6 separate regions of the Homo sapiens genome follow, and regions 1, 2, 3, 5 and 6 are each linked to region 4. The links are chromatin contacts, found by Hi-C or POLR2A ChIA-PET in ENCODE. All regions are on one chromosome and are shown on one strand. The core of a region is the stretch at or near the end of the contact, and the rest is flanking DNA. Distances in the headings are between cores, read along the strand shown.

Region 1 (4,024 bases), core at 411-2,910, 690 kb before region 4:
AAAAAAAAAAAAGAAAGACAATTAACTTTTAGTAAAAGCCTTCTTTTTTCATGATCATTTGAATGCCTACCATATTTATTTATATTTAGAATATTGTTGTTATATTTTATTATTGAGGAGCTAAAACAAGCATTGAAAAGACAGGGCTTGGTACCTGTTATGGAGTGAATTGTATCTTCCCCCTCCAAATTCATGTATCCTAATCTCTGATACCGCAGAATGTGACTGCATTTGAAGAGAGTCTTTAAAGAGGTAATTATTGTTAAATGGGGTCACTGGAATTATCCCGCTAGGATTACCAACGTGACTGGTGTCTTCATAAGAAGAGAGTAGGACATAGACATGTACAGAGGGAAGAGCATGTGGAGACCCAGGGAGGAGGCGATGGCCACCTACAAGCCAAGGAGAGAGGCCTCAGAAGTAGCCCACTCCTTGATCTTGGCCTTCTAGCCTCCAGAATCGTGAGACAATAAACTCCTGTTGCTAGCCTCCCAGACTGTGATACTGTGTTATGGCAGCCCTGGCAAACTAATAGAGTACCTATGATTTTGTTTATTGTGTGGGATAATCAAGGAACTGAGCCCTTTATTAAAGACTTTAAATATGCCTCTACAGTATAATGTGAGATAGGAAATCTGGATTCAAATCCTGGTCCTGCTACTTGCTCACTGTGCAATCTCAGACAAGTCACTTAACCTCACTGAACTTTGATTTTCTCAGTTGTACACATGTGGAAAATGCTATATTTAACTTGTGGGGTTGTGGAAATAACTAAAAAAACAGCATAGAGGTGCCCTCTTCCCTCACCCTCCTGTGGTGGATACTCACAGAATGGAGGGAAGGACCCTGGTGTCCTGTTTCCCAGCTGAGCACATGGAATTCTCTGGTTGCAACTTGAACAGCAACCTGAGAGATGAAACGTGAGCTAGCCCAGCACCCCACAGTTTGAGGCAGGGCGATATGGGTGCTTGCTTCCGAGCGAGGGCATCTCTGGTCCTGGATGTCCATTTGTGAGTTTACAGGCAGGGCAATTTGCCCATTCCCCAGTCATTTTCACAGCAGCTGGTGTCATAAATTACCACAATCACAAGTCCTCTCAAAGCGGGGCATTCCTGACATGGAATGAAGACCTACAGCCCCAGAGCATCTGATGAGATTGGATTTGTCAATAAGGGCAGTAGCCAGGCCCACGGGTGTTTGAGTACAAACTCTGGGGTCAGCAGCTGGGGCCACACCTTGGGAAGCTGCCCACTTTACTTAGGTTGTTTGCAGTAAAGTAGCTTCCGCAGTGGTTCTGAGGAGGAGGCTCCCGGCGCTCTCCCTAGGCGACATTCTGCTCCATGCCTGGATCTGGGCGTCCCACCCTCTCCCTGGGGTGCTGACAGTCAGAAACCCAGGCGTGTCAGGAAGAGCTCAGAGTTGGGCAAGCTCTGAGAACCATTTCAGCTCAGTGAAAGAGGCCGGTTAAGTTTTTGGTTTCAGAGGAGATACTTTCAGGGGGGTGAGAGGAAAGGGAAGAGGCCAAGATGCAAGGTCTGGCTGCCATTGGTCAGGGTCAGCCTGGGCTGTGGTGTTAAGGGGGTTTCAGCAGCCACTGTTGTTTCTGTTGCTCTGGCAACCAGAGGAGAAATACACAACGCCCAGTGCAGGTGCACAAGTGTTGAGTGCAGGCCCATTTCCTCCAATCGGCCCCAGCCAGCCCAGAGGCAGCGACCTAGGGGCTCCTCCCAGGATGGCTAGCTGAAAGTTTTGGTGTGTGGAGGCTGAAATGTGGAAACTAAATTTGAAGGGCGTTGACTACAGGGGCTGTGGGCAGCACCTGGTGGCACCCTCCCTCTCACGCAGGAAAGCCGGGCCTGGGGCTTGGATGGGTCAACTGGATCTCCTGCCTGTCCCTAGTTGGTTTTCCTGCTTCCGGTGGCTGCAGCCCCAGCAGCTACATCCTGGATCCTATTGAGGAAGCTTGGTGCTAGGTCAGACCCGTGACTTGCAGCTCCACCCTGGAGCTCTGGTGCGAAGCTGTGGCTGCCTGGGAGGGTGTGAGGGTTCCCTTATTCTGGTGCCTCCCTTTGCTGAGCTTGCAGCGACCCCCGACCCCCAAGCCACTCTGCTAGGCTCTCCCTCTGTAAAGGTCTCTGATTAACAGCCCTGGGGACTGGTAGACACAGGTTCAGATCTCCGTCCCTGACTGATTGAACTTCTTTGAGATTCTGGTTTCCTTACCCATGAAGTGGAAGTAGTCAAACCCATCTCAAAGATTTGTGAGGAAGAAGTTTCTGTGAAAATACCTAAGGCAGCACCTGACACATAGTAGGTGCTAAATAAATGGGGTCTTTGCCTCTTGCGTAAGAGCCAGAATTCAAGAGGCCTTGATTTCTGATGCATTTGCACTCTCTAAGCTGACAGCTGGGCCTATTCCCTTGCCAGGAGTTTCAGGACCAAGGCCATCCCGCAAGCCCAGTCCATCAGCACTTCCTGAAGCTCTCTCTTCTCAGTATATCCAGAAACTCTCCACTCCCACCTCTCTCACTGCTACCTTATCCCAGCTCCATCACCTCTTACCTGGATTACTGCAGCTGCCTCCAAACTAGGCTCCCTGCTTCTGTCCCTGACTGCTCAAACTCTTCCTACTCAGCAGGCATCCTGCTATGCCAGTAGTCATCAGATGGTGCCTCTCCTCTGTTCAGAGCTTGCCAGAGTCTGCCTTTCTCATTCTGGGCCCCGCTTCTATTACCTCATTTCCCACCGCTTCCCTTTACTCTTTCTACTCCTGGCCTCTTTGCTGCTTCTTCAAAGTAAGAAGCATGCTCCCAAACAGGACATTTGCACGTGCTTTTTCCTCTCCCTGGGTGTCCACTCTGATGTCCTTATGGCTCATGCTCGCTTCCTTCAGCTTTCCACTCAGCCTTCCCCTTCTGAGCAAGGGCCTCCCTGACCACCCATCTAAAACATCACCCTCAATCCCCATCACTTCCTACCTCCCTGCTTGCTTTTTCTTCATATCCCCTATCATAACCTGAAATATACATTTATGTGTTTATTTTTGTCTTACTCTACCAAATGTAGGATTACCAACATTTCCTATCAAAGTGCAGGAAATGCGGTTTCTTCCTGTTGAGTCTTCACTGCCTAGCCAGTCTTCACCTGGCTCTTTCTTCCTGTTGAGTCTTCACTGCCTAGAACAGTGCTTGGCATACAGTAAACACTAAATGAATTTAAGTTGAATAAATGAATGAATGGATGGGATAGGGGAAAGAATATATATACATGTATCTACATATATTTAAATCTACATTAAGTGAAAGTGTTCATATATTTAGTTATACACATATATTTCTCTAGGGATATCTCCTTCGAAGAGAACATATGGAGATATATATATATATATAGATACACACACACACACACAAACACATATATCCTGAGTTGCTTCTGTCAGTACAGTACAGTCACTACTGTATTTGGGTGGCCTGTCCTAGCCCTTCTCTCAGATGATGATAACATTCTTGGGGCATTGGCTTGGGTGTAGGAGTTGGTTGGTGTGGGATCTGTGTAGACTCTTTGTGAGAGACCTGTGGAGAGCTGCATTTGTGTTTGTTGATGGTGGGTGACTGAGGTAGGCTTGTTGGGGGGAGGAATAAGGACATCGAGGCTATTGGAGGAGGCAGGAAGATGGAAGGGAAGTCATTGAAATAATCTTATGGCCATGGGTTTGAAATTAGTATCTGTCCATAGAGAGGTAAATCAGAGGCATCCAACGGGGAGGAGAATATCTCCAATCAGGAGGTGCTCACACAGTTTAGCGGCTTCCTGTCAGGTGCTCCCGGTGACACTCTGGGTCTTTTCTCCTCTCCCCCATAATTTTCTTTAAAACACAGTGTAAAGATAAGGGTAAGAATCACTTCAAGTAATGTGAGAAAACTGTAAGGAAAGAGGAAAAATGAAAATGCTGCCAATGGCAGGAAACGGCACATTTTAATCTTCTCAAACTAAATGGACTCCGCGTTGCATCTGGAATTGTGTG
Region 2 (3,881 bases), core at 640-3,139, 560 kb after region 4:
TCACATGTGTAATCCCAGCACTTTGGGAGGCTGAGGCAGGCAGATCATGAGGTCAGGAGATAGAGACCATACTGGCTAACACGGTGAAACCCCGTCTCTACTAAAAATACAAAAAATTAGCTGGGCATGGTGGCGGGCGCCTGTAGTCCCAGCTATTCAGGAGGCTGAGGCAGGAGAATGGCGTGAACCCAGGAGGCGGAGCTTGCAGTGAGCAGAGGTTGCACCACTGCACTCCAGCCTGCGAGACAGAACGAGACTCCATCTCAAAAAATAAATAAATAAATAAAAATCAGTTACTCATCTACTTGTATCAACACTCAGATATAGAAGACGGCAAAGTCACATGAAATGAAGAGTCACTATTACTATATATTCAAATGCTTAAAACTATGTACATAAAACCAGTAAAATATTTTCATGTCACTGACAGAAATAAACTTTAAAAATACCTGAAGAAAAAAATGTATCTGAGACAAATAATAAAGTATGGTAATTTAGAAATGTAATATTATCAGAACACTTTAAGATAAATGTTATCCATTTTGCCTAAGTCTAATCAGAAAATAAAGTACTATACTTTACCTAAGTAGAGCAACCAATAAAACTTCCCAGGTTCTAACTGAATAGTCACATTAATTTAATTAAAAACGAAAAGTCAGATGAGGCACTACATGAATTACCTCTGTGGTCATAACAAGACAAGATGCCGTAGGATTAATAGTAACATCACCAGTCATCAAACCAACATCTTGAAATTCTTCATACATTTCACGGTATTTTTGGTTACTCAGAGCCTTAATTGGGCTGGTAAATATTACACGCTGCTTTTCCCTTAAGGCCAATGCAATGGCATACCTACAAATGTGAAAACAAATAATCATACAACTTTTCCTTTAAATTATGACTTTAAAAATTCTGTTAATATTTAAATTGTGTCCAAATTTTCCCTAATTATTTATCTTGAATGGACTCTGAAGAACAGTAACACCATATCTATTATACTAATAATTATAATAAATATGAAATAGAGTGATCTAAAATCATTTTAACTCCGGTCACTCAGAGTTAATGCAACTTAGTCACTAATAGCAATAGATTACTAACAGTTACCTATTTCTTGCAAGGAAAACACCTTTGGTTCTAAGACGGGCTTCCAAAATTCAGAGCCTCTGTCTGTGAGTTCACACATATACAGATGATCAAGTGCTTATAGCCCCTGGAAAATGAAGTGTTTCCTCCTCAAGTTTCACAAATAAGTTAATCTATATGTATTCTTTTCCCACATGTAACAGTTAACAAGTCAGTCCTCTGAAAATTATGGTAGGTTCTGATTATGGAAAATTTCTTTCATAGCTATTAACAGAACACAATAGAGCAGTTTTGTTTTTCTTTAAATATAGACAGATAGCATTAAACTTAACATTGTAGTAGATCCTCCTTATTTAAGATTCAGCTCCTGCCCAGAATAGGCTTATTATAATGTATTTGGGGAAATAAAAATAACATTCATCCCAGCCAGTGAAATAAGCAATTTTTAAAAAATCAGAAGTTGTCCAAACATCAAATATGAATTACAAGAAACATACACAAAAAGAAAATACAGAAATGCTACATACATTATCTAAACTTTTCAAGAAAAAAATTGCAAGATATAAAAACAAACAGGAAAGTATGACCATATGTAGGAAAAAAGAAGCAGTCACAAGAAACTGACTGTCTCAAAAAGGAACCAAAACTATTAACAACATAATCAAATGGAAAGTCTACAGATTAGGCCGGGCGCAGTGGCTCACACCTATAATCCTAGCATTTAGGGAGGCTGAGGTGGGTGGATCACATGACGCCAAGAGTTCGAGACCAGCCTTGGCCAAAATGGGGAAACCCTGTCTCTACTAAAAATACAAAAATTAGTCAGGTATGGTGGTGTACATTTGTAATCCCAGCTACTTGGCAGGCTGAAGAAGGAGAACTGCTTGAATCCAGGAGGTGGAGGCTGCAGTGAGCCAACATCACGTCATTGTACTCCAGCCTGGGTGACAGAGTGAGACTGTGTCTCAAAAAAAAAAAAAAAAAAAAAAGAAAAAGAAAGTCTACAGATTAACAATCAAAAGAAAAAATTCTCTAGATGGGCCCATAAGCAGATTTGTGATGACTGTTATCAATGAACATGAAGATAAATTGAGAGAAATTATCAAATCTAAAGAGAAAAATAAATAGAAAAATAAGAGACACTCAGGTATCTGCAAGACATCCTCAAGTATCTCAAAGGAAATTCCAAAATAAGAAAGAGGTAGGAAAAAAAAAACAATAAAAAACTTCATTTGTTTAAAAGACATTAGAGATCCAAGAAGCTCAATTAACACAGCATGAAAAAGCAAAAAAGAACCATACCTAGAAACATCATAGTTAAACTGCTAAATGACAAAGGCAAAGAGAGTCTTTGAAAAACCACAACAGAAAAACTCAATACATAAGAGAACAACATAATTAAGGCTGACTTCTCATCAGAAACAATGGAGTAGAATGAAATGATATCAGTAGAATGATGTATCTGGAGTTGAAGGGGAAAAAAAATCGGTCAACCAGGAACTCTATATCCAGTGACACCGTCCTTCAAAAATGAAAGCAAAATAAAACTACTCTGTAAGAAATATTTATTAAAAACCTTTCAAACTAAAAGGAAGCAATACCATAAAACAGAACAATTAAGACTATGTATGTAAAGGTATATATAAAATTTTTATCACTTAATATTTTTAGAAAACACAATTTAAAGCAATGATTATACTGTATTACAGATACTGTATTATTAGATTTATAGCATATGTAGTTGAAATATATGACAGTATTAAATAGTACAAAAATGAGAAGAAAATACTAGGGCAAGTTTTCAATATTTTCCATAAATTGTGACTGTGATTTAGTTAAACATGCATACTGTAAGCCCCAAAATAACCACTAAAAACTAACTCAAAGAAAGCTAAAAAGTCAAGAGAAATTAAAATGGTACACTAAAAGATATTTGTTAAACAAAATAGAAGGCAATGGAGGAAAAATAAGGATCAAAAAAAAAACATGAGAAATATACCAAAAGACCCCCAAAACGAACAACAAAAGGCAAATATAAATCCAACCATATCAATCATTAAATTAAACTACTGAAATTTCACGAAGTATCTTCTCTAATCACAAATTAAGTTAGAAATAACAAATGGCTAAGTATATGGAAAATCACGTTTGAAAAGTAAACAACATACAAGGGAACCAAAAGAGAAATGAAAAAGTGGATTAAATGAAAATGAAACACAGTAATATCAGTTTACAGGATGCATTTTAAGCAGTACTGAGTGAAATTTTATAGTTTTATATAAACACTTACATTAAACATAAAGAATTATCTAAAACCTCAGGAAATTTCTACGCCAGGCACAGTGGCTCACACCTGTAATCCCAGCACTTTGGGAGGCTGAGGCAGGAGGACTGCTTGAGCCCAGAAGTTCAAGACCAGTCTGGGCAACACAGACCCTGTCGCTACAAAAAATAAATTAAAAATAAATAAATAAATAAAATATAAAAATTAGCTGGGTGTGGTAGCGCACGTCTGTACTCCCAGTTACTAAGGTGGCTGAGGTGGGAGCATCAGTTGAGCCTGGGAAGTCAAGGCTGCAGTGAGCCATGATTATGCCATTGCATTCCAACCCGGTTGACAGCAAGACCCTGTCTCATAAAAGAAAAAAAGAAATTTCTAGATAGACACGGTTTACCAAAATTGGCTTTAAAAAACAGGAAATTAAATTAGGAATTAAAAATCTTCCCACAAAGAAATGCCTAGGCTTAAATGGCTTCACTAGTAAATTCTATCAAACATTTAAGAAGTATGC
Region 3 (3,922 bases), core at 201-2,700, 770 kb before region 4:
CTGAACCACTCGAAGGGCCTGGTCACACCTGTGTCTTACCTTTGTGCCTCCATTTCTACAAGTACAAAGACATGGAGGAAACAGAAATTTTGCTACCTCCTTTCAGTGTTAAGTTTGAGATATCCTGATAAAAACCTTCAAAAAAGGGACTGAATGTTATTATTATTTTTTAAAGTAAAGACAAGAGGTTTATGTCCTACAGTTCTGGAGTCTGGGAAGTCCAAGGTTGAGGGTCCTGCATCTCTGAATGTGAATTTTTAACAAATGTGTTGGGGCTGGAGGGTTGGGGTGAGTTGGAATGGGGACAGAGCTCTTGAAAGATGCTTATTAAATCTGCAGTCCTTTCTAACAGACTTTTACAGGTAGGAACGCTTTCTTTGAGAAAGATGCACAGAGCTTGTCCTCTTCCCTTGAAAGCCATGGGCAATGAATGATAAAGTAGTTAGTCATCACAGAGCACTGGTGACTTAACTGCTCAAATCAATAAATATTCCCATTTCCATTGACTCATTTAATGGGAAAAGAAGGTCACATGTCAAGAAAGAGGGAGGGGATGGAAGAAAGGAGAGAATGAGTGAGACAGGAATTTTGAAATGTATTAGAACGTGTTTTTTTCTAACATTTTAGTATGAAGATTCCCAAATTACAGGAAAGTTGAAGGAATTAAACAGGGTATACCCATTTACTCACAACTTGGATCCTGCAATTAATATTTTGCTATAATTGCTTTATTACCTCTATTGATCCTCTCAAGAGTAGCAGTCTGTGAGTTTTGATGAAGGCTTACTTGTGTGACCCAGTCCTAACCGGATATAAAATATAACCTTCATCTCAGAAAATTCTTTCTTGCCCCTTCCCAGGTAATCCCTGCTCCTACCTCACAGCCAGAGGCAACCACTATTCTAATTTTTAAAACTGTAGATTAGTTTTGCCTATTTTTGAATTCCATGTTAATAATACCATACAGTATGAGCTCTTTTGTATGTGAAGCTTCTTTCATTTACCATAATATTTTTGAGATACAGTCAGGTTGCTGTGTGTAGCCATTTATTTTTTAAACCACAATAATCTCTATTCATTTTTAGAGAGTCTCAGGTTAAGAGTTTCTTCTAAAAGCAACAGGAAAAATAAGCTGTTGTTTTTTTTTTTTTTTTAAGATAGGGGAGAGAGAGTTGAAAGGAACCTGAGTGAAAGGTACTTTGGCCTCTTAATTTTCATGATAAAGAAGTTGAGGCCCCGTCATTGCTCTGGGGCACGCAGACTGAGCTGAAACTGGAACCCAGGTCTCCTGATTCACGGCTTGAAAGGGTTAGGAAGGCAGCTGAGTAGGGTGGTTGTTTGAGCTGAAGCCATGTGAGAATAGAGAGTTTCGACAGAGCTTTGCTTTAGAGGATGTGAAACTACAGTAACCTCATGTGACAAAAAATCCTCCGAGGCCTTGGTATGGAGCCAGAGGAGGAAGTTTGACATGGCCTCTGGTTACCAGCTCCACCTCTGAACCCACTGGCCCAGGATGACTTATGGTGAGCTCTCTGATTTGCAATAAAACTAGACATGGGACAGAGAAAGCTTTTCTGCACCATGCACAAGGCAGGACAATGCTAAAGGAGGGGGGGGAAAAAAAAACAAGAAAGACACCTTCAGCCACATGGCCTTCCCATAGCAGGGGACCCAGAGCTGAAAATAAAACACCCAGGGAGGAAGGGATGCTGTGGTTACAGACAGAGCCTTTGTCTCCCAAGTGCATGTTCCAATTCAGCCCAGGATGACAATGACCTGGAGGTTCCTGCCTGCCAGCTGTTGGCTGGCCTTTGTGAAAGTCCCCGAGCTCCAGGCCAATGCTTAGCGGGCAGGTATCCATATCGTGAAGCCAATTGGCACTGCTGGTACCTTTGTTGATGATGTGAGCACAGCCACTGGGAACCAAGGCTGCTGGTGCACTCTTGCTACCAGCTGGCAGGTGCAAACCCATGGGCAGGTGCCCTGGGGAGAGACGGTTCATGCTGCCATGGTAACCGATAAAAAAAAGGAGGTTTCTTCAAGGTCAGTTTGCCCTTTTTTCTGCTAGAGGATATTGTGAGGAAGAAATGAATTTGTGGCAGCCCTGACTTGTGTGTAAATGTGTCCTTCATCTGTTTTGAATTGACACTTCTAATTGGATCTAATATTAGTGTCACCCACTGGGCAAATCTGGGTATTGGTGGGTCTCCTGGGCTATGTCATTGTGGACAAAGATCAAGTCACCAGAGAAGTCCCAGAAGAGACGTTCCAGTGTAAACCAAGCAGGATTGAACAAAGAATTCCAAAAGTGATTTTGAAAAGGCTGACAGTCAGGTTGGACAGGTTCTTCGGGCTATTCCAGGATGTGAAATTAATGCGGACTGTCTGAGGCGTGTCACCCTAGATGTCCTTTAGCCAAACTGTCCTAGGTGCAAGGAAGAAGGGACCCTTGTCAGCTTGCTTGGTGCCTCACGAGTTTGTCACAATGCATTCATTGTAAAGAAGCAAGCTTTCCTTATCATCATTGTCCTTCTCTCTGTAAACCTTCTGCTCATGCCTTTACCTTGGGCAAATACATTTTCTGGCTTTGATTTAAAAGTTCAGCTTCTTGATATTAATATTTCTGCGCTTCATTCTGATAAAAGTTGTTCTGACTCAGGTCATTGGCTTGGGTGTCAGTAATTTTCCCATTTAGCCTCTCTTGTGTGTTTTTCATATTCTGAGATTTCTGTTGGCAGAAATAACAGCATTGTATTAATTAATTAATTAGTAGCATTGTGTTATTGCAGGGGCTTCATGAACCCCTGGGAGAATTTTACTCTGTTCTGCTTACTGGGATGCTACCAAAATTATTTAGTACCCTGACAATCAGAAATATCATTTTTTTGGATAAACTCTAAGCAACTTGCCTGCAAGTATAACCATGGAGGTTGGCCTCAGCTTCCCAATGTACAAAATGAAAAGATTAGATTAAATGATGTCTTCAGGTACTTGCCAGCTGGTTTTCTAAGATGTTTGATTTTAACATAAAAAGAAAACCTGTGAATATATTCAACAAATAACAAATGGAATTTACAAAGCTCTGCACTGGATCCTTGTATGCAGTAAATATTTATAATTCATCTACCAAGTCTGGGTGCTGGGGCTATGGAAGCGGATACAGCATCATTTTCTATTCTGAAGGATCTCATAGCCTAATGAGGGAGGGGTCACAAGAAAAAAATTCTTCTCAAAATTGGCAGGAGTTTGAAGACAAAATTCTGCTTGGGAAAAGAACTTACCTTTTGGTTTGGAAGAGCTTCTAAACTGACATGTTTAATGTAGAAAGATAAGTCTTTTTCCCTGAGCCCCCTCAACTGGCAGGGCCATAACTAAGGTGATATTGAGTGAGGCACTTGCCTGGGATACAAAAAAAAAAAAAGGGGTCGAGGGGGATGTCAAAAAACTTCGTGGTTAAGATAAACTGCACTATAAAGTAGTCTTTTAAAAATCAAAATTAATGAAAACAAAATCCCTGATGAACAAAGGATGAAAATTTAAAATAAAGAGAGGATCTGATCCTGCATGTGTATATACCCTTTCCTCACTTTCCTCCCCCTAATCTTGGCCCTGGTTCTATTAAAATTTTATACAACTTGTAATTTGATTTTTAAAAGCATAGCATTAAAATATTAGAATATTTTAATATTAATATAATTGAATATTTTATATTAAAATATAAAATATCACAATAATATTAATTAGCATAATTAATTTTAATATTACTATTTATTAATATTAATTTTATTACAAATCTGGAGGCATCACATTACTGAACTTCAAACTGTACTATAAAGCCATTGTCACCAAGGGATGGGGGGGTGGCGAGGTATAACAGACTACACATAGGGTACAGTGTACACTGCTTGGGTGATGGGTGCAC
Region 4 (3,966 bases), core at 451-2,950:
CCAGGAAGAGTGTTTCAATGAATGTCAGAGATGATCCTGGATACAGGCACAAAAGTGTCCTGCAAAAAAAAAAAAAAAAAGAAACCCAAAAGTCTTTTGAAGCTGGAAGCCTAGGCCACATGTAGGAATCTGGGGTGGGGACCAGGGGTCCTGCATCCTGCTATTCCTTGGCAACAAACCCCAGCAGGCTGTGTGTATATTTAGGAGTCTTGTTCTTGTAAGCCACAGTTGACGGATCCTTTTCCCAAACAGGGTCCTTATGAGACACTCCAGGGGCTAGTCCTAGCAGCAAGGCCAGGTAAGTTGTCAACCTGAAAAGGTAACTCTGAGAAGGACAACTGAGGCATGGAGGAAATGTGAAGCCACAGAAGGAGCAGAGGCCGGGGCAAGAAGCACAGAGCCTGGAGATTGACCCCACCTAACCCTAGGGCTCTGAGTTTCTCCTTCCAGCCTTCCCCTGCTCACCGCCTGGAAGCATACCCAGCCAGTCCTGGCTGAAAGTCCCTGCTGGAGCCTTGGAGATGTAACTAGACTCTTCTAGCAGCCAATGTTGGCGCTCCACCCAGACCCACTCAGCTTCCTTCTTACTGTGTGCTTGTGTTTTGCTTGGCTGGGATGACTATGAGATGTCACTCACACTCTAGATAGAGTCCCCTGCAAGATCCAGTGGGAACCCCCCTCCCTGGGGCTTTTATCTCAGATTGTACCTGTTACAGGTTGAATTGTATCCCCCCAAAGTATATACCCAGTGCCACACAATGTGACTGTATTTGGAAATAGGCCATTGCAGATGTAATTAGTTAAGACAGTGGGCCCTTTATAAGAAAAGAGGAATCTGGGCATGGAAACAGAGACACACAAGAAGCTAGCCATGTGAAGACTGAAGCAGAGATTGGATTTATGGGAGTTACTGGAGCTACCACAAGCCAAGGAATACCTGGGGCCACTACAAGCTGGAAGGGGTAAGGAAGGATTCTCCCCTAGAGACTTTAGGGAGCATGGCCAACCAGCACCTTGATGTGGGACTTCTGGCCTCCAGGACCATGAGACAATAAAGTTCTGTTGTTTGAAGCCCCCCAGTCTGCAGTGCTTCGTTTTGGCAGCCCTGAAAGCCCACCTTCATCTCAGCCTCTGCCCTGTCCTGGCCTGCTTCTGCAGCTTCCTCATCTCCCTGGAGGCACTTTTTTAAAAAATGATTGCCCACAAATCCTGGCCTGAAGAAGCCAGTGTTGGTGTCTAAACCCACACTCCTTCTCACCAACACTGGAGCTCTGAGGAGCAGGGAGATCCGGGTCTAAAGCGCCAAGTGCACTGCAGAGACTGCGGAGACCACAGGGGCGTGGCGCCGGCCCCAGGAAACCATGAGTCAACCTTGAAAGGGGAAAGCCTGGCCACACCAAGGGGCGCCAAAAGGGGAATTTCCAAGTCATCACTCTACTCAATATAAACGAATCGCCGGGTCCTTCCATCATTCAACAAGAGCTTTCTGAGCAATTACTCCAAACATCCCCAGGTGTGGTGGGAAACACAGATCCTTCCTTGAAGAAGCAGGGAGGGGCTTTGACTGTGAAAGCCATTGATTTCTTGTGATCTGCATGAAGACAGTCACCCGGGGCTCACGTGCTGGTGCTGCTTCTCCTTTGCCAACCGTCCTGGCCCATCCTGAGCTCTGCCCCAACTTGGGCCCATCTTCCTCCTCTGGCCTTATGACACAGTGGCCGGGCTTTCCGATGCCCTGCCTGGGACCACGCCACCGCTGCCTGCTGTCTCGGGTCTCACAAAACCCAGGGCGTGCTGAGCAGAAGGAACCTCATTCCAAGCCCTTATTCCAAGAGGGGAACGTGGAGGCCCGCACAGGTCAATAACCAGTTCAGTGTCACACAGCATCTGTGACCGGAATTCAAGTCACTTTATGAATAACACATCTAAGGTTGTGGGATATGGTACAAGTTGGGAATCCTGCAGATCCGAGCTGGAATCATCCCACTCCAGAGACCTTGGGCACATTACTAAGCTTGCCTGAATCCCTTTGCCGTCTATAAAATAGATCTCACAGCATCTACATCATGAGTCATGTCAAGGCTAAAATGGGAAAACCTATGTTATCTTAGCACAATTCCTGACACATACTAGTAGACAATGTATGATAACTATTACTTAATGATAGTTATACTTACAAAAATTATCTTATTATTCTCTAGTTATTATTCTCATTCTCCAGTTGCCTCCACTTTAGTAAGCAAAATTCTGTAGAATATTACTTTCTTTTGTTTGTTTTTGAGACAGGGTCTCGCTCTGTCACTCAGGCTGGAGTGCAGTGGTACAATCTCGGCTCACTGCAGCCTCAACCTCTTTGGCTCAAGCGATTCTTCCCCCTCAGCCTCTCAAGTAGCTGGGACTACAGGCACATGCCACCAGGCCTGGCTAATTTTTGTATTTTTTTTTTTTTTTTTTTTGTAGAAACAAGGTTTCACTATGTTGCCTGGACTTGTCTTGAACTCCTGAACTCAGCGATCCACCCGTCTTGGCCTCAAAGTGCTGGGATTACAGGCGTGAGCCATCGTGCACATCCAGAACATTATTTTCTTTTATGTCTGGGACTAGCATCTGTAAAGTTTCTCTGTAAAGAGCCAGATAGCAAATATTTTAGATTTTAGGTTTTGTGGGCTAGGTCGTCTCTGTCATAACTATTCAACTTAGCCACCGTTGCACAAAAGAAGCCATAAATAATATGTGAGCAAATATGTGTGGTTGTGTTAGAGTGAAACTTCATTTACAATAACAAGTGTCCAACCAGATTTAACCTGCAAGCTGCAGTGTGCCAATACCTGATCTAGGACCCTTATAATTGATGATCACACAGTCGTATCTGACACAAAGCCAAAAAAAACCTAAGTGAATTTAGCATAACTTTAAAGTGTATTTTATAATATTTTTAAAGTCGATAATCTGTGTCTAACAGAAATTTGATCAATCAGAAATTTTATTAAGAATGACAATAAGCCAGGAGCAGTGGCTCACGCCTGTAATCCCAGCACTTAGGGAGGCTGAGGCAGGTGGATCACCTGAGGTCAGGAGTTCGAGACCAGCCTGACCAACATGGAGAAACCCCGTCGCTACTAAAAATACAAAATGAGCCTGGTGTGGTGGCACATGCCTGTAATCCCAGCTACTCAGGAGGCTGAGGCAGGATAATTGCTTGAACCTAGGAGGTGGAGGTTGTGGTGAGCTGAGATCACACCATTGCACTCCAGCCTGGGCAACAAGAGCGAAACTCCATCTCAAAAATTAATAATAATAATAATAATAATAATAATAATAATAATAATGACAATAGTAATAATTAGCACCAGACAAAGCATTTTACATACATGATCTCATTTAATCTTCACTACAGCTCTGTGAGGTAGGTATTATTATATAATAGCTCCATTTTACGAGTAGCTAATCTTCAGAGAAGTTAGGTAACTTGCCCAAGGTTAATGGTATCTTGTGGAAGAGCAAAGATTTGAACCCGGGGCTGCTGGACTCCAAAGCCCATGCTTTTATACCCTATTCTTTACCACCTCCCATCCTGGGGCCACACTGGGAAACTGAGGTTACTATTTAACAGCACCTCTATTAATAAAGAATGTGTGCCCCAATGACACGTGCATTTGTCAGGAACTTCATCACTAGGGTGTTGGACAGGCGGGAACTAGGATGTCAGGAAATGAGGACTACAGGGAGTACTATTAAATGCTAACTAAAATAATATCAAGTGTAGCTCAAAATACAAAAATATAAATATCTAGGAATTATAAAATGAGGGTTTAAGGAGAAGAGATGGAAGGCAGCACAGGCAGAGAATTCTAGAACTGGTTGTGTAAATGTCTGAACCAGTCTAGGTGTAAGCAAATAGAGAAAGGTGGTGAATTGGAGAGAACATTCCTGACTATGATATGTTTCCACAAATAGTTACTGCAC
Region 5 (4,153 bases), core at 1,033-3,532, 510 kb before region 4:
GCAGGCAGAATTTGAATAATAAACTGAGATGGAATAGGGCATAGGAAGACAGGATATGGAAATGGAGTTTCATCGAGAGTAAATATACACAGCAGAGGTTTTCCTACTTTCTTGGGGTCATAATCCCCTGAGAAAAATCGAAACCAATTCCGATTGCTCCAAACATTTTATGTATCAAGCAGAGACTTTATGATATAGGACCTTGCCAACATTTCAGGACAGGTTAAACAAACAAACAACAACAACAACAACAAAAAACAAAACAAAAAACCACAACTTTTATGTCTGACTTTCTTTTAGGAAAGATACTTCTAATTTTTTCTTCCTTTTTTTTTTTAATTGTAGGATTTCAGATGCCTCATTCATCGGGCTCATTCAATATGCTCTTTTTGTTGTACAGGTTACATAGGCATCTCAGAGGAGATATTTAGTTGGATGAATAAATGGATCTAGAAAAATATCATCTTATTTTGACAAAGGAAGAAAGGTGAGAAAGGCAGGGAAGCTCAGGGAAACTGATGCTAAGAGGGGCCTCAAGAAAGGTGAGATTTACCATTCGTGGCCATACCAAGGAATTTAGTTACAGATAGATCCTTCTATGGGCACAGTAGCTGGCACCTCCACTAGAACAATTATAATCATTTCTGAGCATCAATCTCCTAAATTATAGAGATGCATAAAAAGATTAGATGAACTCAGTTTTCTAACTTCAGTAGAAATTCTTTAAAATTTGCTACTTATCTCTTCATATGGACGCCACAAGAATATAGCTAACAGAGATTAAATACTTGGAAAAATTAAAAGACCTATTCAAATGTATCCTATTTCATTTAAGTACTAGTTTGTTCTTCCTTTCTTGACTCCAAGTCAGCTCTCAGTAGAAAAAATGGTCTATGAGAAAAGAATGTCACAAAAATGTCAGCTCCAGATCTAAGAGGAGTCTGAATAAGTTCAAGCAGCAAGTCTAAAAGAAATTAACTCCTCATCCCCTGCTTCCTATTCCCTTTTCTGTTTTATTTTGACAGGCATCTGTGTGGATGGGGTACCTTAAGTTTGCTGTGGTAAAAATATTGTGATAATATCATGTTGTGTGTTCTCTTGCCCTGCTGTGATGGTTAATACTGAATGTCAACTTGATTGGATTGAAGAATGCAAAGTATTGATCCTGGGTGTGTCTACGAGGGTGTTGCCAAAGGAGATTAACATTTGAGTCAGTGGACTGGGGAAGGCAGACCCACCCTTAATCTGGTGGTCACAATCTAATCAGCTGCTGGCTAATTTTCTGTCTGGCTAAGCAGACAGAAAAACGTGAAAAGGCAAGACTGGCCTAGCCTCCCAGCCTACATCTTTCTCCCGTGCTGGATGCTTCCTGCCATCAAACACTGGACTCCAAGTTCTTCAGTTTTGAGACTGGGACTGGCCCTCCTTGCTCCTCAAGCTTGCAAATAGCCTATTGTGGGACCTTATGATCATGTTAGTTAATACTTAATAAACTCCCCTTTATATATATAATATCCTATTAGTTATGTCCCTCCAGGGAACCCTTACTAATACACCTGCCAACATAAGAACCAGAAGGAAGAAGTGCAGACGAGCTGGAAGAGTAAGGTGCATGAGTAAATATGAGCTGAGCTACTCAGAATTTTGACAGGACCAATAATTCCTGAAACCTTTGATGTCTGTTTTATACATACACACACACACACACACACACACACACACACACACACACACACTGACCTCCCACAGTGTGCCAGTTAAAACAATGAAATCCCAGAAGAGTTAACTTGACCGAGTCTGAGAAAGCATTACTAGATATCTAAGGACAAAGAAAGAACAAAACTATTTTTAAAAATCTGAAAATGTTAAAAGCTCCAAGAAAAGAGTTAAGATGTGTCTTAAGAATTCAAAAGCCCTCAAAGCTAGCAGATAATAAAGAGAAGAGTGAGTTGACAGTGACAACAAGGCAAATTCTGGCCTTGAATTGCAATCTTTAGGTTCCAGGCTTAGGACTCTCAGAAATTTCATAGCTCCTTGGTTTTGAAATAATGTAAACAATGGCCTAGAAAGACATTCCTGAGAAGTAGACTGGACTGCAGATAAGAAGCTGGACCCAAGGCTCAGGCTGGTGTTAAGACTGTGCAATCTACTTCTCTGTGAAACTTTCTTGGGGGTGAGAAGTTTAGAGTCAACAACTGGAAGAACTCTGTAGAGAGGCGTGGCCCAATTGCTGCTTCCTCTTTTCTCCTGGGGGCAAGTTTCATCAGTCTCAGAGCCCTGCTGTTTGTCATGGGAAATGGGGTGATGGCTGTAGTTCCTGTCTCAGTCTTATTGGTCGATCATACCCTGTCAGCGACCTAGGACATGGTAAGCACTCAAGCACACCATAATTATTTAATATTGATGCAGGGGCTGCCACGACTTAACAATATATTAATGACCAATATTTCATTACTGTGGGTTTGGGGACAGTCAGCCTTAATAGCAGGAGGCTAAACCAGAGTGACTAAAGAGCATCAGAGGATTTCGGATAGCACAGGCGGCAAAGGTCCATAGTGAGACAGCCACGGGGCAAAGGCAACTGGCTTTCTTTACTGAAGAACTACTTTGTGTCGGAGAACCTACTATAAGGAGTTATATTAGAGGTGAAGTTTCTCATGCATGGAGAGACTAGGAGTGATGGTTGACCCCAATATCTTTTTTTTTTTTTTAGAAACAGGGTCTTGCTCTGTGGCTCAGGCTAGAGTGCAGTGGCATAATCATAGCTCACTGTAGCCTCGAGCTCCTGGGCTGTAGGGATCCTCCTTCCTCAGCCTCCTGAGTAGTTGGAACTACAGGTGTGTGCTACTGCATCCAGCTAATTTTTAAAAACTTTTTTTGTAGAGACAGATTCTCACCCCCTTGCCCAGGCAAGTACAGAGATCCATGTACTGGCGCGGTGGCATAGTGGCTCATGCCTGTAATCCCAGCACTTTGAAAATCCTAGGTGGTAGGATTGCTTTAGCTCAGGAGTTCAAAATCAGCCTGGGCAACATAGCAAAAACATGTTTCTACAAAAAATATTTTAAAATGTAGCTGAGTGTAATGGTGCATGCCTCTGGTCCCAGCTACTCAGGAGACTGAGGCCAGAGGATCATCTGAGCCTAGGAGGTCAAAGCTGCAGTAAGCCATGATCACACCACTGCACTCCAGCTTGGAAGACAGAGCAAGACCCTGTCTCAGAAAAAAAAAAAAATGTTTAAAGAAGACAATTAATTTAGATATTTCAGGATTCCCACAAAATATCAGCAGCTAATAAAATCCTGTGCTAGGCCTTACCAAGACAAAATAACATTTAGCCCTATATTTGATGCCTCTCCCATAAAGTCTCAATTTTCTATTGCTATTTAAAAAAATGATGCCATGAAAATACAAAGCAGCTGAAATGAATTATGAGTCCTTTTCGGGGAGGAGAAGGGGGAAAATCTTTCCCCAGGGGCACATTTTTTAAAGTTCCTCTTTCTATTTGAAATGCTTCCTGACTTGAAGCCTTGCAAGAATTTCACAATTAGATGGGTGCAGGGAAGAACAGTTCTGCAGAGTAGCAGAACATTTCTTGCAAATTAAAAAATTATTTGGTTCTGTCGCTAACCTTATTCAAAACTCACTCAATGGTTTACAAAATGCCGGTTCCTCTTAGTTATTTCTTATCAGTGTTCTTATGCAGAGAAGTGTATAAAATACACTGTATAAAATTATGAATGCTAATTGCAAGATTTTCAGGTTCTTAATATTAACAAAGATACATCATAAGCCATCTTTGTTAATCAGCAAATTAAACCTATTACACCAAGTCGACTTCTAAGATTTGTCAAAGTATAATTATTTTTAAGTTAAAAACTTAACTCTCATAAAACATATAGTGAGCAGATGTCAAAGATTTATTTAACTCAACGAGAGAAGAAGCAGAATGACAAAGCTGGAATAAAGAAGAGTATGACAACCATCACGTGGATAGTCATTGGAAGTAATTCTGAAATAAGAGTGCAAAGTTAGACACCAAACTGGTTAATGTCCTACAGGGCAATAAAGCCATAACCATCGGGGTTACCCTTTTTTTTTCTGGACAGATGTCTTTAGCAATGTAACATTTTCTATGGGATAACATCAAACT
Region 6 (4,035 bases), core at 1,504-4,003, 730 kb after region 4:
TCCTCAAAATCCTTCTTATTGGCCTTTGTCCAGGAGTCTTCCTCACAGCCTTTCTCATTGTCACATCCTCCCTGCAAAACCCATTCTCAAAGAGGAAACATTTGAAAGATAGTAAAGCTACTCTTAGGCGCATAAATATTTGAATTGGACATTGTTCCTAAACCATATTTGATAAAAATTAAGATAATATGTTTACAGGATGTTTCTGTTTTCCCCAAACAGTCTTACCAAAGTGCTTTTTAATAGAATGACCACATGATGTTAAATATTTTTCATTTTGAAATAATTTCAGGCTTAGAAAAAAGTTACAAAAATGGTACAAATAATTCCATTATATCCTTCACTCAGCGTTCACAAATCTTAACATTTTATATAGCTATAGTACAATAATCATAACTAGGAAATCAGCATTACTACTACTCTATTAACTAATCTGCAGATATGGATCAATTCAAATTTCTACAGTTATCTAACCAATATCTTCTTTTTTGTGGTCCAGGATTCAATCCAGGACCTCGCAATGCATTTGGTTGGCATGTCTTGTTTCTTTTAATCTGTGACAGTTTCTTACTCTTTCTTTATTGATGACTATGATACTTTTGAAAAGTACTGGCCAATTTTGTGGAAAGTCTTTTAATTTGGGTTTGTCTAGTATTTTCTCACTATTAAGGTTATGCATTTTGTGGGGCAAAAATATCACAGAAGTGATGTGTCCTTCTCATGAGGCACAGTATGTCAACATGTCTCACTAATGGTGATGTTAACTTTGATCACTTGGTTAAGGTGGTCTCTGCCAGTTTTGGCCAGTGAAAAGTTGTGATTTTATTTTTTGTGTTTAATTATAGGGGGAAGTATTCTCATCATATGCAAGGTAATTTTAGTATTCTTGACAGTTATTACTGTAATATTTGCCAAGTGGCGAGTTTCTGTTTCCATCATTCTGAAGTTAAGTTTTAATCTGAATATTCAACTGCATAATTACTTCCTAAAGATATTTGACTAATACTTTCTCTACTTCACACTAGGGGAAAAAAAGACATTTGGAGGCTGTGTATATGTATGCTGTGGAATTAATGGCTATAATGGAATTTATAAATGTATTTTTACAGATAATTGCATTCTAAATGAATGATTCACTATTCTTAGTACTTGTAAGAAATTGGATTCTAAAAATCCCAATTTACATGGATTTATGAGCTTATTAGTTGAATTGCTTTTATTCTGTGTTTATACAAAATGGTTAAATGTAAACTATATTTAAAAATAGAACAAAGATAATATGTCCTTCATATTATTTCCAATATACTTTGAGTTTTAGTTGGCATTTGCAAAACTGATCATTTAAATTAACAATGCATCTGACTCTCATCCAATAATAGTTTACTTTTATTTAGTCTTAATGTTTGCTGAAAGATTTACTGGAATTTGGAATGAGTACTCCACTGCAAGGAAAATAGACTTCTTGTGGGTGAAACTTAGAGATCTTTTAATCCACTAGTTATTTGACTATCAAACATTTTGATATATGTCATTTGAAGATTAAGTTACCCTATGCAGCATTATTATTGTACATAGAAAACTGGTCTAAGATTGGGTCTTAGTTCTAATGCCATTTTTTCTTGCTTTCAGTATGAAGGAAAGCAGGGGAGTGAGTTTTAGGTTTTTTTTTTTTTTTTTTTTTGGATCACTGACCCTTTTGAGTATCTGCTATCTATGAACTGTTTCCCCAGAAAAACACACAAACTCACATTGCCTTAGAGCAAAATACAATCCAATGTCAAAAATGGTTGGGGGGTTAGCAAGGGAGGGACAAACAGGCTGCCAGGCTGTCAGAGGCTTCCCAGATGCAGTGTCCCCTCCTGCCATATGGCACAACTCGGCTCTCTTGGCAGCTCAGATGGGCAGCTAAGGCTGCACAGCCCATCTGGTTCCCTGTCATTTCCCGCCAGACCTCTTCCTCAACCCTCAATATCTTCCTCTCCCCCTTTATCACGGAGTCCCCAGTGTGCTCAGCTTTCTGGCCCCCTCTTCACGCCTTATGAGGTCCTGCCTGTCACTGGTTCTTTCACTACCTCTTCACCTCTCTCACCTACCCCCTGCTAAGGAACAGGGCTCAGAAGCCCGAGTGAGAGGACCTGACTACTCCCAATGTATAGAGCAGGGAATAATTTATTGCATAAATATGTCAACGCTCTCCCTTTTGATCGGCATAGAAATCTTGCCACGTTTTCTTGCCTTCTGAAAACGAAGAGCTGACGAACACGCCTCACATCTATAGCTGACACAGCGATTACCAACGGACAGAGGCCGGAGAGCTGTGCACGCTCGGATCCTGCAAAGGCAGGGTGTGGTTGGAGAAAGAGAAGTGGGTGCAGAGGAACAGGGATCAGGGCCGTTATAAGGAAACATTCTTGTTTCTGAAAATGGAAAGATCGTGAACTCCCAGAACCCGCTTCTTCGCCCGCCAACCCCTCCGCCTCCTGCCGCGGTGGCAGCCCCCGGCGCCAGGCCCAGCCGCAGGCCCGCCACGGCTCGCGGCAAAGCTTGGCGCCCGGGTGCGCGCCTCGGCCGGAGGCGGTGGCGGGGCGGGGCCCAGAGAGGGCCGGCAGGGGCGGGGCCGCGGCGCGCGCCGGGGAATCCCACCCGGGCTCTGACGACACCGCGGCGCCGGCCAATAAGAAGCCGGCGAGGGGGATTCCCGCGCCGACTGCCGCCCCGCCGGCTTTTTAAATGGTACCCTGGGGAACACCTTGCAGCGGCGGTGGGAGGAGTGGGGGACCTGGAGGGAGGTGGTGAAATAGAATGGTCCTGGGGGACGGGACTCCAGGGGTTTGACGATTAGGCGTCAAGACTGACTTAGACCTGGGAAGAAAACCAGAGGCAGTCGAGCAGAGAGGCCAAACGCCAGGCAGGGCGAAGTCAGCCGGAGATGGAGTGGAAACTGGAGCGCACCGCGCCTCGGAGGGTCCGCACGGAAGAGGAGATGCTGTGGGTGAGTAACACCCTTTTCTGCATTCTCCCTAACTCTCTAATGCGGGGCCGAAGGCCCCGTTCATAATATCTGTTTAGGACCAAGAGGTGGTACGAAACTCTAAGCCCTGGTCGTAAATTTGAGTGATGTAATTTAGTTATATTCTGAAGGTGCCTAGTTGCCAAAAAAAAAAAAAAAAAAAAAAAAAAGTGTAATCTGACAAGCACAAGATCTAGAAAAATTCCACACCTGAAATTATGATTTTCCTAAATAGTTTCTCCCTCAATATGTTATCTGTGTTTTCAAAGGAAAGTATCATGCGTGTGCTCTCCAAAGACTTGAAGCAGAAGAGAAGTCAAGATTCCGCCAACGTGAGTCCAGGGCTTGTTCTTGTTCTCTGTTTTAATTCTGATCTTGAACAAACGAATTCTTGGTAAATAATGTATTTGTAGGAAGTTTGAGCTGGTCTGAAAATATGAGAATTTTAGTATCTTATTACATACTAAAAAAAATTTCTTTATGAAACTGAAGATCCCAGACAAATAATGCAATCGTTTGCATCTGAATCGTACTTTCTAGTTTCTGCCTCCACAGCAAAGGATAAAGCTGGGATGTGTCAGGTAGGCAGTGTATTGCTAGCGGCTGTTAATGATTTTAACAGTTGCTAGTTGCACTCCTCTCTGTTGCATTCAGAAGCACGCCCCCCAAAGAAATGGAAATGGTGCCATCTTGTGGACAATGTGGAGAAGTGGCATAAACCATGGTTCTTAACGTGAGCAATTTAAAGTTGATCCAATGTAGTACCTGTTCTCCTTGAAAGACCAAACCCAAAGGTCTTTAGTGTCTCCTGTAATCAGTGTAAAAGGAAACAAATTTAAATGGTTTTATAAACGTGTTTCATAAAGAGCCTTCATCTGCTTTAAATCTCTGTCACCATTTACCATGCTTCTCTCTAGGCTCAATAGTTCATCTTCCTTTGACCTGTACGCAGAGATTCTAGTTCCAAATCCACCACCATTTTAATAGATTTTTCTAGATCTTATATAAATTTTGCAACTAGGCAC

The links. Hi-C counts contacts between places; a loop is a spot of excess contacts on that map. ChIA-PET counts read pairs that join two places held with the same protein, here RNA polymerase II (POLR2A). Pooled maps may share reads with other maps.
Region 1: a loop to region 4 is called in a pooled map, with 2.6 times the contacts of the local background. The contact joins two enhancer-like sites. A Hi-C loop is called at or near these places in 2 of 37 single-sample maps with no recorded cell type and 2 of 50 pooled maps. POLR2A ChIA-PET finds 5 or more read pairs at or near these places in 1 of 52 experiments (activated T-cell).
Region 2: a loop to region 4 is called in a pooled map, with 1.9 times the contacts of the local background. The contact joins two enhancer-like sites. A Hi-C loop is called at or near these places in 3 of 168 maps with a recorded cell type or tissue (IMR-90, chondrocyte and dorsolateral prefrontal cortex), 8 of 37 single-sample maps with no recorded cell type and 6 of 50 pooled maps.
Region 3: a loop to region 4 is called in a pooled map, with 3 times the contacts of the local background. The contact joins two enhancer-like sites. A Hi-C loop is called at or near these places in 2 of 37 single-sample maps with no recorded cell type and 3 of 50 pooled maps.
Region 5: a loop to region 4 is called in a pooled map, with 4 times the contacts of the local background. The contact joins two enhancer-like sites. A Hi-C loop is called at or near these places in 4 of 37 single-sample maps with no recorded cell type and 4 of 50 pooled maps.
Region 6: a map of GM12878 shows a loop between it and region 4 (3-fold over the local background). The contact joins the promoter of CDC20B here to the enhancer-like site in region 4. A Hi-C loop is called at or near these places in 2 of 168 maps with a recorded cell type or tissue (GM12878 and chondrocyte), 10 of 37 single-sample maps with no recorded cell type and 4 of 50 pooled maps. POLR2A ChIA-PET finds 5 or more read pairs at or near these places in 1 of 52 experiments (activated CD4-positive, alpha-beta T cell).

Annotation. Positions count from the first base shown.
Region 1 is chr5:56,586,692-56,590,715 of GRCh38, reverse strand. The region is part of intron 1 of C5orf67 (chromosome 5 putative open reading frame 67); the gene reads left to right. Among named protein-coding and RNA genes, the nearest start is that of C5orf67, 18 kb to the left of the region's middle. RefSeq lists enhancers at 1,447-1,706, 1,837-1,916. Within about 2 kb of position 1,660, at least 18 of the 41 ENCODE cell types and tissues checked have a DNase peak (open chromatin) inside an H3K27ac peak, as active enhancers do.
Region 2 is chr5:55,336,984-55,340,864 of GRCh38, reverse strand. MTREX (Mtr4 exosome RNA helicase) reads right to left here. Exons shown (of 27, transcript NM_015360.5): 6 at 681-855. All of the region lies in intron 1 of LOC124900979 (a long non-coding RNA gene), which reads left to right. Among named protein-coding and RNA genes, the nearest start is that of MTREX, 31 kb to the right of the region's middle. Within about 2 kb of position 1,889, at least 3 of the 41 ENCODE cell types and tissues checked have a DNase peak (open chromatin) inside an H3K27ac peak, as active enhancers do.
Region 3 is chr5:56,667,684-56,671,605 of GRCh38, reverse strand. No RefSeq gene overlaps it. Among named protein-coding and RNA genes, the nearest start is that of C5orf67, 63 kb to the right of the region's middle. RefSeq lists an enhancer at 1,111-1,160 and a silencer at 1,110-1,404. Within about 2 kb of position 1,450, at least 15 of the 41 ENCODE cell types and tissues checked have a DNase peak (open chromatin) inside an H3K27ac peak, as active enhancers do.
Region 4 is chr5:55,900,950-55,904,915 of GRCh38, reverse strand. All of the region lies in intron 8 of IL31RA (interleukin 31 receptor A), which reads right to left. Among named protein-coding and RNA genes, the nearest start is that of IL31RA, 52 kb to the right of the region's middle. RefSeq lists enhancers at 1,014-1,513, 1,075-1,724, 1,514-2,015. Within about 2 kb of position 1,700, at least 2 of the 41 ENCODE cell types and tissues checked have a DNase peak (open chromatin) inside an H3K27ac peak, as active enhancers do; they include GM12878, where a contact is called at or near this core.
Region 5 is chr5:56,413,605-56,417,757 of GRCh38, reverse strand. No RefSeq gene overlaps it. Among named protein-coding and RNA genes, the nearest start is that of LINC01948, 66 kb to the left of the region's middle. RefSeq lists an enhancer at 2,374-2,423. Within about 2 kb of position 2,282, at least 16 of the 41 ENCODE cell types and tissues checked have a DNase peak (open chromatin) inside an H3K27ac peak, as active enhancers do.
Region 6 is chr5:55,171,895-55,175,929 of GRCh38, reverse strand. It overlaps CDC20B (cell division cycle 20B), which reads left to right and starts at 2,753. Exons shown (of 12, transcript NM_001170402.1): 1 at 2,753-2,992; 2 at 3,280-3,342. The coding sequence starts at 2,930. MIR449C (microRNA 449c) reads left to right here and starts at 3,577; the gene lies at 3,577-3,668. RefSeq lists silencers at 2,318-2,647, 2,735-3,029.